Linked DNA regions of Homo sapiens: region 2 is linked to region 1. The links are chromatin loops, found by intact Hi-C in ENCODE. Cell type or tissue: IMR-90. All regions are shown on one strand.

Evidence for each region. Hi-C counts contacts between places; a loop is a spot of excess contacts. Peaks named below come from ENCODE experiments on the same cell type or tissue, not always from the same donor. Only the 100,000 strongest peaks of a DNase experiment are listed, where the experiment ranks them.
Region 2: a loop joins it to region 1, with 10 times the contacts of the local background. A loop is called at or near these places in 1 of 110 quality-filtered maps.

The regions. Positions count from the first base shown.
Region 1 is chr1:18,910,778-18,915,777 of GRCh38, reverse strand. IFFO2 (intermediate filament family orphan 2) reads left to right here. Exons shown (of 9, transcript NM_001136265.2): 6 at 3,695-3,815; 7 at 4,302-4,394. Among named protein-coding and RNA genes, the nearest start is that of ALDH4A1, 11 kb to the right of the region's middle. In IMR-90, a CTCF peak has its summit at 2,527 (motif pointing right); a DNase peak (open chromatin) is centred at 2,487; H3K27ac peaks cover 346 bases.
Region 2 is chr1:19,047,225-19,052,224 of GRCh38, reverse strand. LOC105376815 (a long non-coding RNA gene) reads left to right here and starts at 797. Exons shown (of 3, transcript XR_947015.2): 1 at 797-1,347. In IMR-90, no CTCF peak of the experiment used is centred here; no DNase peak of the experiment used is centred here; H3K27me3 peaks cover 411 bases.

The DNA of each region.
Region 1 (5,000 bases):
TGTGTTGACCGCACGGCTTGCAGAAATGGCTCCTGATGTTCGCTTGGAGGGGGCTTCACAAATGTCACTTTGCTCACTCCAGACGCCCATCCTAGGAGATGGGGTATCACTCCCCTTTTGTAGACAGGGAAACTGAGACTCTGAGAGGAGAAGGGACTTGGGTAACACCACTCAGCTAGTATGTGGCTGAGCTGGGATTCAGAGCCAGGCTGCCTCCCACGCTAGTACGCTGTCAGTAGGAAACACTGCTTGGGGTGGTGGCAGGGTCTGGGCTGGGTATGATCAGTGGTGGGCGAGCCTGCTGGCGCCAGCTCTTAGAAGCTGCTATACCCACTCCAGGCTCAGTGATGTCATATTAGTACCTTAAAATTTGCCATTGCAGGAAATCAGAGCTACCAATCAGAGCTCTGGGAGGCTCTGCCACCTCCCGGAAGCCCCCCAGAGAGGGCATGCTCCTTCTAGCAGATGCCTTTGACATCATTTGTTTCAAAAGCCCAGGGCACGGGCTCTCCTAACCTCCCTGCAGAGCTCTGAGGCTGGCTCAGAATTCCATAGTCCAGAGCTCACTCTGCCCAGCCACTTCATTGTACAAATGAGAGAATGGACTCAGAGGGGCACACAGAGCCAGGCCCCCAACTCTTGGTCCAGTGCTTTGTCCCCCACGCCATGCCTGGAAGAGAATTCTCTCTTCTGTCCCTATTCTAGGCTGACTTTTAAGGTAGACAGGAGGCAGAGGCAGGGTTGGAACTGGGTGGGGACAGGAACTCTTTTGCCTGATACTTCCTGGACCTGCCATTCCCTTGAAACAGAACTGGGATCGGAGCTGTATTTTGGGGGTTTGCTATTTAAGGGTGATAAGGAGACCCCTAGATTCTTGATTCCTCTTTTGATACCCCCCATCTCATATTCTCATCTTTTGCTGCCTGCCAAGAGGGGCTTTTTTTTTTTTTTTTTTGAGATGGAGCCTTGTTCTGTTGCCCAGGCTGGAGTGTGGTGGTGCGATCTCAGCTCACTGCAGCTTCCACCTCCTGGGTTCAAGCAATTCTCCTGCCTCAGTCTCCGAAGTAGCTGAGACTACAGGCACACACCACCACACCCAGCTAATTTTTTTTTGTATTTTTTTAGTAGAGACTGGGTTTTACCGTGTTGCCCAGGCTAGTCTCAAACTCCTGTCCTAAAGTGATCCGCCCACCTTGGCCTCCCGAAGTCCTGGAATTACAGGCATGAGCCACTGCACCTGGCCAATAGGGGCTTTTGGAAAGAAGCAGTGGTTGGGTCTAGGTTTTCTGAACGTTGCCCTGGGCACTTCTGAGCCCTAAGACAGGATTGTATGTCCCGGAGATCCCAGGCTGGGTCCATGTGGTTAAATTAAAGGACTTATCTGAAGAAATTGTTGTCCCTGCTTTTATAAAGTCCCCAGGGCATTGTTAAGCTGACCAGCAATGGAGTGAGCTAAAAAGGAGACAGATCAGAGTGGAAGCCAGGGGGCCCCATGGGCAAAGGCTCCAGTGTGTAGAAAGAGCATTCAGATCCAAGTCAGGCGAGACTGGCTGCAGGAGTGGGCGCCTCTGTGTTGATAGAGCTAAATTGGGTTCAGTATGGAATTCGATTTAGCTGGTTGTAAAGTTACCTAAGTTAAAACAAACAGGCCGGGCGCGGTGGCTCACGCCTGTAATCCCAGCACTTTGGGAGGCCGAGGCAGGCGGATCACGAGGTCAGGAGATCGAGACCATCCTGGCTAACACGGTGAAACGCTGTCTCTACTAAAAATACAAAAAATTAGCCGGGCGTGGTGGCGGGCGCCTGTAGTCCCAGCTACGCAGGAGGCTGAGGCAGGAGAATGGCGTGAACCCCAGGGGGCGGAGCCTGCAGTGAGCCGAGATCGCACCACTGCACTCCAGCCTGGGCGACAGCGAGACTCCGTCTCAAACAAACAAACAAACAAACAAAAAAACAACAACAACAACAAACAACGAAACCTCTGATCACTTTGATCACCCCCCACCCCCATTCTGCAGTTCTGTGTGGGCCGCCCTGACCCCACCCCAGGCGGGGCCCTGGGCCTTTCCCATGGACATCTCCACCAGCTGTGGGCAGGACCCTAGCCAGGCTGCCCCTGGCCAGATCTGATGAAGTGTTTGAATAATGCAGCCGTGTTACAGTTGTGTTTTGTTTTGATCCAAGTCGGTTGTTTGGGCTTCAGACCAAGGAGAAGAGGGGGAACGTGTGGGTCTCCCCCGCTGGGGCCAAGGCTCCTCCTCAGCCCCACTCCGCAGATTTGTGAAGTGGAGGCCTCTTCCGAGTCCCTTCTCTTGCCCGTCTTTCTGTCCTTTCCAGCTTCCTGTCCCTCGGCTGGGGTTTCCTTCAGATCCCAGACGCTGGGAAGGAAGTGAAGTCAGGAATTGAGTGTGTGATGCAGTGACCACTGGACCCTGGCGGCTCCGGGCCACACGGCCCTCTCCAGCACCCACCCCCTACCAGCTCAGGACCCTGGACTCGGGGAGCCACCTATGGGCTCCTGTGGGAATGGCTTTTGGAGGGGAGCCGGCCCGGCCTGACTCCAGGGGGCGCTCGAGGCAGCTTTTTACCAGACGGCCTTCTTGGGACCGGCCCAGTCCCCAACCCAGTCCATTGGGAACACTCATTGTTGCTCTGGAGGATCCAGGAAGGAGTTGAGGGAGGGCAGGCAATGGGGAGAGCCCTGGGATGGCAGCCTGGAGACAGGGTCCACATTGTCCTGTGCTACCGATGCACTGAGTCAAGTGATTTCACTCCTACAGACTCAGCCTTCCCCTTGGAAATAGGGGTATGTTGGATGAGCTGATCTTTAGGTCTCCTCCAGTTGGGGTAACCAAGGCATCTTGGGAACCCCTTAGTCCCAGGCAAACCTGCCTGGTTGGTCAACCTACTTCTAGTTCTAGCCAATAGGGAGGTCTTGACATCTCCCAGGCTTTGAATTCAAATCTCATTTCCAGCATGTATTGGTCTAGAAGGCCACTGAATCCCTCTGAGCCTCTGTTTCCTCACCTGCAAAATGGGAACGATAGTTATGCTTACCTCATAGGATTGTTTTGAGGGTGGAATTGTTTTGAGGGCGTTGCATTTTGCTGCATGCTTAGTGGCTGGTCCAGTGCCCAGCACCTAATGGGTGCTTGGGGAGTGTCTTGATGGGGAGGAAAAAGCTGTAGGAAACAGAAACATTCGGCATTCTAGCCTATTTCTGCTACATGCTAGCTGTGTGGCTTTAGACAGTTGAGTTATCCTTTCTGAGCCACCATTTCTTCATCTGTAAAATAGGTATAATACCAACCTTTCCAAATTGCAGAGAAGATGATATTATATTGAACATCTCACTCAAACTAGAGGCTCAAGAAATAGCTGTTAAATGAATGAGGAAAATTGCAAGATTGGACTTGGAGGAAAATATCTTTAGTCCCAATTAATTAAAGCCTGACATTAAAAAAAAAATACACATTTTTAATTGTACAAGCAATACATAAATACATTCTGCATTTTAAAAGAGTTAAACTCCTTTTGGATAAGGCGAATGTCCCCTTTGGCTTACTACCCCTGTCTTTCCTGAGGACAGCCTTGAAGCTGTGTACCTGCTGGGCAGCTGCCCCTTTCTGTCCCCTGTATGGGTCCCTGGAGCCTGCCTTCTGTTCAGTCATGCCCTCTGGTGTCACCCCCACAGGCGGGAGACCTTTGACTTTGACGACGACTGTGACAGCCTGACGTGGGAAGAGAATGAAGACACGCTGCTGCTCTGGGAGGATTTCACCAACTGCAATCCGACCATCGACCTGCAGGGCGAGGTAAGCCCAGCGCCTGGCTTCCCAAAGGCCAGGACTAGGGGTCTGGGGGACACCGCCTTTCAATGGTCCCTCATCCCTGTTATTTTTCTACAGCCCCCACCACACAGCTAAACTGTCCCCTTTGGGCCAGGCGCAGTGGCTCATGCCTGTAATCCCAGCACTTTGGGAGGCCGAGGTGGGCGGATCACCTGAGGTTGGGAGTTCGAGACCAGCCTGGCCAATATGGCGAAATCTCATCTCTACTAAAAATATAAAAATTAGCCAGGCCTGGTGGTGGGCACCTGTAATCCCAGCTATTCGGGAGGCTGAGGCAGGAGAATCGCTTGAATTCAGGAGGCAGAGGTTGTAGTGAGCCGAGATCATACCTCTGCACTCCAGCCTGGGTGACAGAGCGAGACTCCGTCTCAAGAATAAATAAATAAATAAATAAATAAATAAATAAATAAATAAATAAAATAAACTGTCCCGTTTGTTCTATTTCCCCAGCAAGAGGAAAACTTGGGCAACTTGATCCATGAGACCGAATCCTTCTTCAAGACGAGAGACAAGGAGTACCAGGAAACGATAGGTCAGATCGAGGTGAGGGCTCGGGACGTGGAGCCCACTCGTGAGGCTCTCCTGAGGTCCACATGGTTGAGATCCTGGCGATCAAACACCCATGTGTCATGGGCAGGGGCTGGTAGAGTGGGGCAGGCGCAGGATCGGGAGTCAGGAGGCCTCGGGGCGAGTAATGTCTTTCTTAGGGCCTCAGTTTCCTAATCTGTCAAATGGGGGTGGTGATCCTTGCCTGCCTCAGAGAATTAGAAAGAATATATGTAGCTGAGATGATCCCATAATAACCACAGAGCTGACATTCGAGTGATAGTGAGTGACACAAGGTGCTGAGTATGCCCGGTATCCTTACCTGTGCCCTATGCAGTAGGCACCGTGCACCCCTTTTACAGAGGAGGAGATGAGGCTGGAAAGGACCAAGTGACTTGCCCAAGGCCTTGCGGCCAGGAAGCAGCATTGAAGTATAATTCTCTCTGGCTCCAGAGGCTGTGCATGTGATCACTTCTATAAACGATAGTCATTGCTATTATGCAGGAGAAAGGGAAGCCCAGCTCCTTCCCTAGAGGAAGTATCACTTGATAGAGGACAAGAGTCAGAAACATGAAAAAGCCTTCAGGATTTTTGTAATCAGGT
Region 2 (5,000 bases), 140 kb before region 1:
TTGGCCACCCAAAGTGCTGGGATTACAGGCATGAGCCACCGCACCTGGCCAGGGTTTTCAATATAAGAGAGCAATAAATACAAACATATACACATGCAAATGTGTATATTAGATATTTACTATACATATACACATATGTGAGTGTGTGTGGACATATGTACAGTCTATATGTACAGTTGACCCTTGAATGATGTGGGGGTTAGGGGTCCCCATGGCCTTGTCTACTGAGAGGGACTGGAAGCAGCAACTCCCCAGTAGCAGTGAGCACACCTGGCACCCAGATGTTGGCCTCTGTATACCGTTCCCCACTAAAGAATCAGGCTTCCTTGGAGCCATGGCTGATTCTAGGGCTGGGGCAGGGAAGGGGCAGAATGAGCCTGGAATATCTTTTTGTGCCAGAAATTCAGGACATGGTCAAAGAATGATGGAGATAAGTCAAAATGCCCCTGGAGCTACTTGAAAGGGCAACCACTGGCCAAATCTGGGTCGATCTGAGCATTAAAATAAACAATGGGCCGGGCACAGTGGCTCACGCCTGTAATCCCAACAGTTTGGGAGGCTGAGGCGGGCAGATCACAAGGTCAAGAGATCGAGACCATCCTGGCCAACATGATGAAACCCCATCTCTACTAAAAATGCGAAAAAAAAAAAAATTAGCTGGGTGTGGTGGTGTGTGCCTGTAGTCCTAGCTACTCGGGAGGTTGAGGCAGGAGAACCACTTGAACCCGGGAGGTGGAAGTTGCAGTGAGCCAAGATCACGCCACTGCACTCCAGCCTGGGGACAGAACGAGACTCCGTCTCAAAAAAACAAAAAGCAAAACAAAAAAACCAGTGATAGTCATGGATGATAACCTGTTGAATTCCCTAAGAAAACACAGGTCCGTATTGCGACAAATAAATAAGTGAATAAACTGGAAGTTGATGAGAAAAGGGATATTGACATAGTCTCAGAGTATCTTCTCACAAAATACTTATTAATTACAAAGAGAGAAGGAATAACTTTGCAGTGGAGAAACTTGGCAGACACCACCTTAAGTGATCAAATTTAACATCACCTTTATTGAAACTGATCCAAAGCGCCCCATAACTGCCACTTAGGATAGTCCTGCCACAAACGCATGACCTGAATCTAACCACGAGGAAACACCAGCCAAACCCCAATTTGATGAAGTAAGTGATCTGTAATCTTCAAAATGTCAAGGCCGTGAAGGAAGTACTGAGTAACTGTTCCAGACCGAAGGAGACCTGACAATTTCATGCAACGCAGGAGACTGAACCGGGTCCTTTTGCTACCGAGGCATTGTTGAGATAGTTGGCAAAACTGGCGCCAGGTCTGTGGAGTGGAAGGTAGGAATGGATCAGTGCTAGCTCCCTGATTTGATGGTTTTACTGCGGTTGTGTAGGGAAAGGCTTTTGTTGGTAGAAAATAGGTCGGCAATTTACAGTTCAATGGTTGCAGAGAAACAATTCTGGCCGGTCGCGGTGGCTTATGTCTGTGATCCCAGCACTTTGGGAGGCCGAGGCAGGCAGATCACAAGGTCAGGAGATCGAGACCAGCCTGGCCAACATAGTGAAACCCCGTCTCTACTAAAAATACAAAAAATTAGCTGGGTGTGGTGGCAGGCGCCTGTAATCCCAGCTACTCGGGAGGCTGAGGCAGGAGATTTGCTTGAATCCGGGAGGCGGAGGTTGCAGTGAGCTGAGATTGCACCATTGCACTCCAGCCTGGGCAACAGTGTGAGACTCCATCTCAAAAACAAACAAACAAACCAAAAACAATTCTTAGTATTATACATGCAAATTTTCTATAAGTTTGCCACTGTTTCTAAGCTTAAAAAACTATTAGTATAGGCCCTGGGCACAGTGGCACACACCTGTAATCCCAGCATTTTAGGAGGCTGAGGTGGGAGGATCACCTGAGTCCAGGAGTTCAAAACCAGCCTGGGAAGCATAGTGAGACTTGTCTCTACAAAAAATAAAAAGACAAAAACTAGCTGGGTGTGGTGGTGTGTGCCCATAGTCCTAGTTATTTGGGAGGCTGAGGTGGGAGGATTGCTTGAGCTCGGGAGGTGGAGGCTGCAGTGAGCCAAGATCACACCACTGCACTCTAGCCTGGGCAACAGAGTGAGATACTGCCTCAAAAAAGGAGAAATTATTAGCACAAAAACAAATAACAACCAAAGAATTCCAAAAATGAGAGTGTCTGAGGGCAGCGCTTAGGCTAGTTCCGACGTAGTATGTGCTCATCTAATGTCCATAATTAAGTGCATGACTGCAGAGCTTCCTGCGTCTGCTGGACTTGCTGTTTCTTTCTGCTGACCTGTAACTTCTCTCCCTGCTCTGAAGTAACCTCCTCCAGGAGGTCCTCCATAGAAGTGTCATGTGCATTGGTGACTCTGGTCACCCATCACCTTCCAGGGTCTCACCTCCAGCTTTGTTTTAATTCATAATTGCTTGCAGCACAGGAAGTGAAGTTTGGACTGGATGTCGCGCTGTTCCCATCCCAGCTCTCATCCTGCTCGAACCTTCCAGCATCCTCTAATCTGGGCATCCACCCCCTTCCTCAGAACAGGCTCCTTCTCAGAAATCACTGCCCAAGGTCAAGTCCATTCTTGTTACTTCTGTCCCAGATTTGCAACAAATCTGGTTCATTGGATCCATTCCCCTGCTTCTTGGCAGGGCTGTTCTTAAATCGGCTTGGTGAAAGAGGGTCTTATCTCTTTCCAGTATTTCCAGGAAACACAGTTTCAAAAGCATGTGTCCCATTGCCACGCAATCTTCGAAGGCTGGGCTGCCTCAAGAAGCCGTGCGTTCTGTCACTCATGCGCTGGCTCTTGCACTTGTCCACAATTATTCATTGATGGGAGCCATGTTCCCCTGCCAGTGACAGTTGCAGTAGTCAGTACTTGGAGGGCATTTGCCCTGTGCCAAGCCCTGAGCTGGGTGCGTCACCTGTATTAGCTCATTTCATGCTCAAACCACGTGAGGAGGTAGCTATGGTTGCACCTGCATTTTACGGATGAGAAAACAGCGGTGCAGGGGGATCAAGCCCCTTGCCCAGGGCGCTTTCTCCGTGGTGGGGTTTTAGGCACTGTGCTGCCAGCTTTGTTTACATTTCGCTCGGTTATTCTCACAATAACCACTCGAGGTCCTTAAAATTCTTCTTAAAAAAAAAGTTTTTTTTTAGAGACAGGGTTTTGCTCTGTTGCCCAGGCTGGAGTACAGTGGTACAATCATGATTCACTGCAACCTCCGCCTTCCGGTTCAAGCAATCCTCCGGTCTCGGTCTCCTGAAGCACTGGGATTACAGATGTGAGCCACTGCACCTGGCCTATTCTCATTTTTTTTTTTCTTTTTTTCTTCGAGACAGAGTTTCGCTCTTGCTACCCAGGCTGGAGTGCCGTGGCACGATCTCAGCTCACTGCAACCTCTGCCTCCCAGGTTCAAACGATTCTCCTGCCTCAGCCTCCCAAGTAGCTGGGATTACAGGCACATGCCACCAAGCCCAGCTAATTTTTGTGTTATTAGTAGAGATGGGGTTTCACCATGTTGGCCAGGCTGGTCTTGAACTCCCGACCTCATGATCCTCCTGCCTCGGCCGCTCAAAGTGCTGGAATTATAGCTGTGAGCCACTGCGCCCGGCCTCTCCTCATTTTTTAAGGGAGTTTGAGGCTTATACAATTTGGTGGTGGTGGGGTGCTCTTTAAGAAAAAGAATAAAAAGATAATCTTACTTTCATTTTCTTTCTTTTCCCCTTCCTTCTTTCCTTCCTTCCTTCCTAGCTTCCTTCCTTCCTTCCTTCCTTCCTTCCTTCCTTCCTTCCTTCCTTCCTTCCTTTTTCTTTCCTTTTGTTTTTGAGATAAGGTCTCGCTCTGTCACACAGGCTGCAGTGCAGTGGCACAATCTCGGCTTACTGCAACCTCTACCTCCTGGCCTCAAGCAATCCTCCTGCCTCAGCCTCCTGAGTAGCTGGGATTACAGGCATGTGTCACCACACTCAGCTAATTTTTGTATTTTTAGTAGAGGTGGGATTTCGCCATGTTGGTCTCAAACTCCTTGACTCAGCCTCCCAAAGTGCTGGGACTACAGGCGTGAGCTGCCATGTGCCTAGGCTAAGATATCTTACTTTCACAAATTGTACACAAATCTCCAAGCAAGTGAGCCCATTGCTAGGGCTCCTCCCAGGGCCTTGCAGAGACTGTGAAGTTTGAGGTCTCTCAGCTTCCTGGGAAACCCACCTATGTTTAGAAAGGTGCACTAACTTGACCTGGGTCTCTCAGCTCATGAGAAGACCTGACCTCTGTTCCTGGGTGAGGCTTCTGTCATCTCCACCCTTCTCCCCTAAACAGGTTCATTTTCTGAATCTTGCCACATTGTCGGGGTGAGCTGGGCTAGGTGTGGAAGGTCTCTGTCTGGCTTTGGGGTGGGGATGGGATCAGAAACCCTAGGCCTAGGCTGGGCTTCACAATCCCCTTGGGGGCTTGTCAAGAATGCCTATCCCTGGAGACTCAGCCCCTCAGATATAGACTTAGTGGTTCTGGGGCAGGGCCTGGGAATCTGTATTTGTAATAGGCCTCCAGGAGAGGCAGCTGCAGTCACGCTTTTGGGACCCACTGCTCCAGGGACACCCCTCCTGCCCCAGTAAACTCTGTGTCTGGCCCCCTTCCAGGCTGGGCCTGGCGCTATGGGCAGAAGTTAGCGGTGACATGCTGCAGGCTGAGTGGGCCTCACTGCGGAGGCATGCAATTAGCAGCACCCAGAACAATGCCTTGGTTTCCATCATTAGCCCCCAAGCCTGGCTGGTAATTTGTTGCTTCTTTCATTGCAGTAACAAGCTCTGGCTTGGGAACGAGGAAAAGAGCTTTTCCCTTCCCCCAGGCATTCCCAAACACCTGCTTGGGGTAGAGTGGGGGCACCGTGGGAGCACAGGAGAGACACCTAATGCTTTCAGGTGCAATCCAGGAAGACTTCTTGTGGGAGGAGGCTGCCAGCAGGACCCA